Regions from separate parts of the Homo sapiens genome. Here region 2 is linked to region 1. Evidence: chromatin loops called from intact Hi-C (ENCODE). Cell type or tissue: HepG2. All regions are shown on one strand. Region 1 overlaps CELSR1 (cadherin EGF LAG seven-pass G-type receptor 1). Region 2 holds the start of LINC02925 (long intergenic non-protein coding RNA 2925).

Evidence for each region. A loop is a pair of places that touch in the nucleus more often than their neighbours do. Peaks named below come from ENCODE experiments on the same cell type or tissue, not always from the same donor. Only the 100,000 strongest peaks of a DNase experiment are listed, where the experiment ranks them.
Region 2: it touches region 1 in a loop (2.5-fold over the local background); 7 of 110 quality-filtered maps call a loop at or near these places.

What each region holds. Positions count from the first base shown.
Region 1 is chr22:46,455,600-46,458,099 of GRCh38, forward strand. The region is part of intron 2 of CELSR1 (cadherin EGF LAG seven-pass G-type receptor 1); the gene reads right to left. Among named protein-coding and RNA genes, the nearest start is that of CELSR1, 81 kb to the right of the region's middle. RefSeq lists an enhancer at 1-433. In HepG2, a CTCF peak has its summit at 1,398; no DNase peak of the experiment used is centred here.
Region 2 is chr22:46,541,130-46,543,629 of GRCh38, forward strand. It overlaps LINC02925 (long intergenic non-protein coding RNA 2925), which reads left to right and starts at 366. Exons shown (of 2, transcript NR_186692.1): 1 at 366-1,805. In HepG2, a CTCF peak has its summit at 1,348 (motif pointing left); a DNase peak (open chromatin) is centred at 1,362.

The DNA of each region.
Region 1 (2,500 bases):
TTGAGACAACAGATTTCTGTCGTCTTCAGCCACTCAGTTTGTGCCGATCGGTTACAGCAGCCCCAGGAAGCTCACGGAAGCCGGAGGAGGACTGCAGGGTGTGAGGACCGTGCTGGGCTCCAGTGCTGGTGGGCTGTGCCTGCACACGCCGCACAGGACGCTAATTCTGTTTATCAAAAGCCCCAGCTTTGGGGAAAGAAATTGAGTGGAGAACAGGAGATATCTGGCTACATTGACCCACACCCTGATCCCCCGGCAAGATTTTTATAGAAAACAGTTATCCAGAAATGAAATAATGCCCCAGCTTTACAGCTACGTACCAGGGACATGGCAAATCTCAAAACCTGGACTCTGTACAAAAAGCCAAATGCAAAAGACTTGAGAAGCACCAAGGAGAGAAAAACTTGAAGTAATCCTGAATTATCTGAAAAGCACGTTTTCCCAAGAAAGGATTCTGTTACTGCTTTATTTGAGATTTTAATTACAGGTTATGTAATGAGTTTTATTTTGAATGATAATTAACGCTCAAGTTTAAGGACTAACTGCGACTTTACTAGGAATACTTGGAAGTGAAGCTTTAATCCTGGAAGCCACAGCGAGCACTGGCCCACGTGCAACCCTGCGCTAAGCAGACGTCACTCCGCAGGGTGATGGCACAGCTCGCCATGAATGAGGACCTTATCTGAAAGTGCAGAACTTGCAGGCTGGGAGGGATGAGTGCGTCAGCAGATCACATGAAGATGGAAAGCCCATGACTCTGATAAGAGAACCCAAAATAGGCCGGGCACGGTGGCTCACGCCTGTAATCCCAGCACTTTGGGAGGCCAAGGCGGGCAGATCACGAGGTCAGGAGATCGAGACCGTCATGGTTAACAAGGTGACACCCCGTCTCTACTAAAAAAAAATACAAAAAGTTAGCCAGGCGTGGTGGTGGGCACCTGTAGTCCCAGCTACTCGGGAGGCTGAGGCAGGAGAATGGCGTGAACCTGGGAGGCAGAGCTTGCAGTGAGCCGAGATTGTGCCGCTGCACTTCAGCCTGGGCGACAGAGCGAGACTCTGTCTAAAAAAAAAAAAAAAAAAAAAAAAAAGAGAACCCAAAATAAAACTCACAGCTGGAGTGACGTACACATTTTACAACAGAATCGCAGAAGGGCTAGAATTTATTTTTAAGATTTTCCCATGAGCACACAGGTGATTATGTTTTTACACCAGAAGTTTCTCTGTCCTTGAACCTACACAGATTGTCCTTGGCCCCAGGAGGCCCTCGCAGGGACAGTTGGGGACCATGACCTGGGGCGGGGGGTGGGGGGCTCATACAGGACAATTGCTATTGTCCCAGCCTAGGGAGTTGGTACAAAGCTCAAAGCCAGCAGCACTGAAGCGCTCCCAAGTGGCTACTCACCTACTCGGTTCCTGATTCCCAAACCAAGCTAAGGCCCCAGCTAGGGAGCACCCGACACTCCCGAAGTCCACGTGGCGTGGACGTACAGGGCCCACAGCACTTTGGGAGGCCGAGGCGGGAGGATCAGAAGGTCAGGAGTTCGAGAACAGCTTGGCCAACATGGTAAAACCCTGTCTCTACTAAAAACACAAAAATTAACCAAGAGTGGTGGTGCATGCCTGTAATCCCAGCTACTCGGGAGGCTGAGGCCGGAGAATTACTTGAACTCAGGAGGCAGAGGCTGCAGTGAGCCAAGGTTGTGCCACTGCACTCCAGCCCGGGCAACAGAGCAAGACTCATCTCGGGGGCGGGGAAAAAGATTATTCTCGCAGCCCCTGGGGTCCTAAAAGCAGGTGATCAAGAATAAACTCAACCCTAACAAAGCAGCCCCGGCCCACTGGCGCACACAGGAGGGGCACCCAGGTCTGCCTCTACCCAGACATGAGGTGAGTGAAAGTGACTTGTTGCCGTCCCCCTCCAAGATGTTCAGCCTTGCAGAAAAACCCGCCTTTCCTGTGATATCAGAGCTGCCACTCAGGAATGCGCCCCATGGGAAGACGAAGACGCTACCGTGATGACAAATCACCCGCTCACAGCGCGGACAGAGATGAGGAAGGCTTCCCGGGAATGCCCAGAGGCCTGGAGCCCACACTCCCGCTCACAGCTGTGATGAGCACGAGGGCGGACCCACATGGGAGCTTAGCCAGTGCTCACAGGGGCAGGACAGAGTCAGACATACCTCGGCGTCCCCTAGGAAGGGGCAGAGGAGACAGGGAAGGGAAGTGTACGTGATTGGAGGGTCCGGTTCCTCCTAGCTCAGCACCAGAGGCAGCACAGGCAGCACTCTGACCACAACACAGAATGAGTTTCAGGCCCCGAGGGCATTATCTCTGGCCTACGTGGAGGGGCGGGATGGCCAGCCCTTGTCTCATTTGCACACGGTGCCTGCTGCAGACCCGCGGGCATGTTCTGTTGGGCGGAGGACGCTGCTGTCTGCATCTAGTGCAGAGGGAGGAAGGTGACAATGACAAGCAAACACCACCATGGGGGTGAGGGCTG
Region 2 (2,500 bases), 86 kb after region 1:
AGAAAGTGGAGCTGATTCCTGGAGAGCAGAAGGGATATATGTGGGGCTTTTTGTAAAGGGCAGTGACCTATGTGGTGGGCTTGTCCACTGCCCGAGTCTGCGGCTCCCACAGGTCACTGCCCGGCTCATATCCTTCCCCTTTGGAATTGGCTTGGAGCAGGGTCTCTCCTCCCCGGCCCCTATGTGCCCACCATCTCTGGGGTCAGTGGCCCACTCATGACTCTCAGGGCGGGGAGGGGGCTTGGAGTTCAGTAACAGCACCCTGGGTCATTCTTGCACCTGTCACCCTGAGAGCCACTGACCAGTTTTCTGTGCCTAGAATCGCTGCTTGCGGCCTTTCTCAGGGGCTCAATGGATTGTAATTGATGTTTGTATTTTGCACTTGCCCGGAGGTGTTTCACGGGAAGTGAGCATTTTTTAAAACAAAAATAGAATTTAGAAAAAAAAAAGGCAGACACGATGGATTTCTAGTGTTGTACGTGCTGTAGAAAGCACTTGAAAATGCGTTTTGCCAGGGGCCGCAACCAGAAGCTACATGACTTCTGGAATCTGTTCCTTACACAGTAAATTCCTGGGCCAGTTGGTAAACAGCAAGGAGCCACAAGAAATCACTCATAGGCAAAAGCCGAGTGAGCCCAGGCCAAGCTCCACTTTGTCCACTTTGCCCTATTTTTGGAATTCAGGGGGAAACATCTTGGGAGCAGGCCCATTGCACCCCTCTGCCTCCTCTCGATGCCTTACAGTTGGTGGGGTTTGACACATGGAAAATTGTGAAAGTTAGAACACGGAACAAAAATGAAGCCTCAACATAGAGTTAATAGAGGCAAGGGGCTACAGAGAATTTAGATCCTAATCAAGCACGTCTTATGTACTAGCGCTTCCCTGGAAGGCCAGGATAACTTTATGACTACAAAGAAAACATGTTTTCCTGCTTGGAAGTTGCCAGAACTTGTCTAATATAAAAGCTGGGATTTCTTGCCCGTGGGCTGTCGCGTACGGCTACCCAGGCCGCCTCGTGAAGCCTCCTCCTGGGAGCTCGGCGCCCTCAGGTGCTCCCTGAGATGCCAGCACCTGAACGACCTGCTCCAGGGAGGCTTTAGCCCCAAGAAGGTTCTGGAAAGCTCCAGGAAGTTTAGCCGGCACGCACAAAAGCCAGAGACAAATCTCCAGCCTGCCTGGAAATGCTGTGGGCTCAGGGCAATGGGCTGAGGTCTTGTGTCCAAAACTGCTCTTGCATCTCCCTGGGGAGCCCGGGTGGGCAGGAACAACAAGGTCCTGTGGCCATGCCCTCGCCCCATGCTCACCCACACTGCCTGTGCCTGCTGGGCCCATCTCAGGGCTGCACTGGCCCCTAGTGGCCAAGCATGGGCTCTACCCCTCTGCGCCTGCCTGGCTGCCTGTGCAGGTGCCCACCACACTGTCCCTGAGCAGAGCAGAGACCAGCCTGAGCCCCGGGCTCCGTGGCTACCATGCTGAGAGTGAGCCCTGTGCATGCACACACACTTACGATGCTGCTGGCCCCGAGCAGTGGCCGGCCACACGGGCTGCTAGTCATACTGCCCGCTGCTCCTGGGACTCCTGAGCCCCTCACTCTCTATAGGGTGAGGATGCCCAGCTCTGCAAGACACACAGCAAACGGAGCCTCAGAGTGCACAGCGTGGAGATGGGGCTCCCCCCACAGGCTGCACCCCCATCTAGTCCCGGGGAACGAGAATGAAGGGCCTACCTGAGCACACAAGCCCCAGGAGGGCATGGGAGCTGCATTTGGGGGCAGTGACTGGGAGGGCTGCTGACTCCAGGCTCAGGTAAGGGAGATGCACGTGTTCCCGGAAGAGGGTCCACACCTGCTGAGTTCACGCTGCTGAATATCCTTGCTCCTATCACTATTATTATCATTGTCGTGGTCGATCTTGTTTCCTGGCCCCCACCTGATGCACATAAACGTTATCATGGAGCCAATATGGGGGAATATTGTCTCACTTGATTACTGTTCTTTTTTTTTTTTTTTTTTTCTGAGATGGAGTCTTGCTCTATCACCCATGCTGGAGTGCAGTGGCACAATCTCGGCTCACTGCAAGCTCCGCCTCCCAGATTCACACCATTCTCCTGCCTCAGCCTCCTGAGTAGCTGGGACTACAGGCACCCGCCACCACGCCTGGCTAATTTTTTTGTATTTTTGGCAGAGACGGGGTTTCACCATGTTAGCCAGGATGGTCTTGATCTCCTGACCTTGTGATCCGCCCGCCTCAGCCTCCCAAAGTGCTGGGATTACAGGCGTGAGCCTGCGCCCGGCCCTGATTACTGTTTACTGATTACTGATTACTGTTCTTCTTTACATACCTCCCTCCCTTTTTATTTCCCTGAAACTGGGTCTCACTCTGTCACCCAAGCTGGAGGGCAGTGGCATGACCACAGCTCACTGCAGCCTCAAACCCCTGGGCGCAAGTGATCCTTCTGCCTCAGCCTCCTGAGTAGCTGGGACTACAGGCACATACCACTA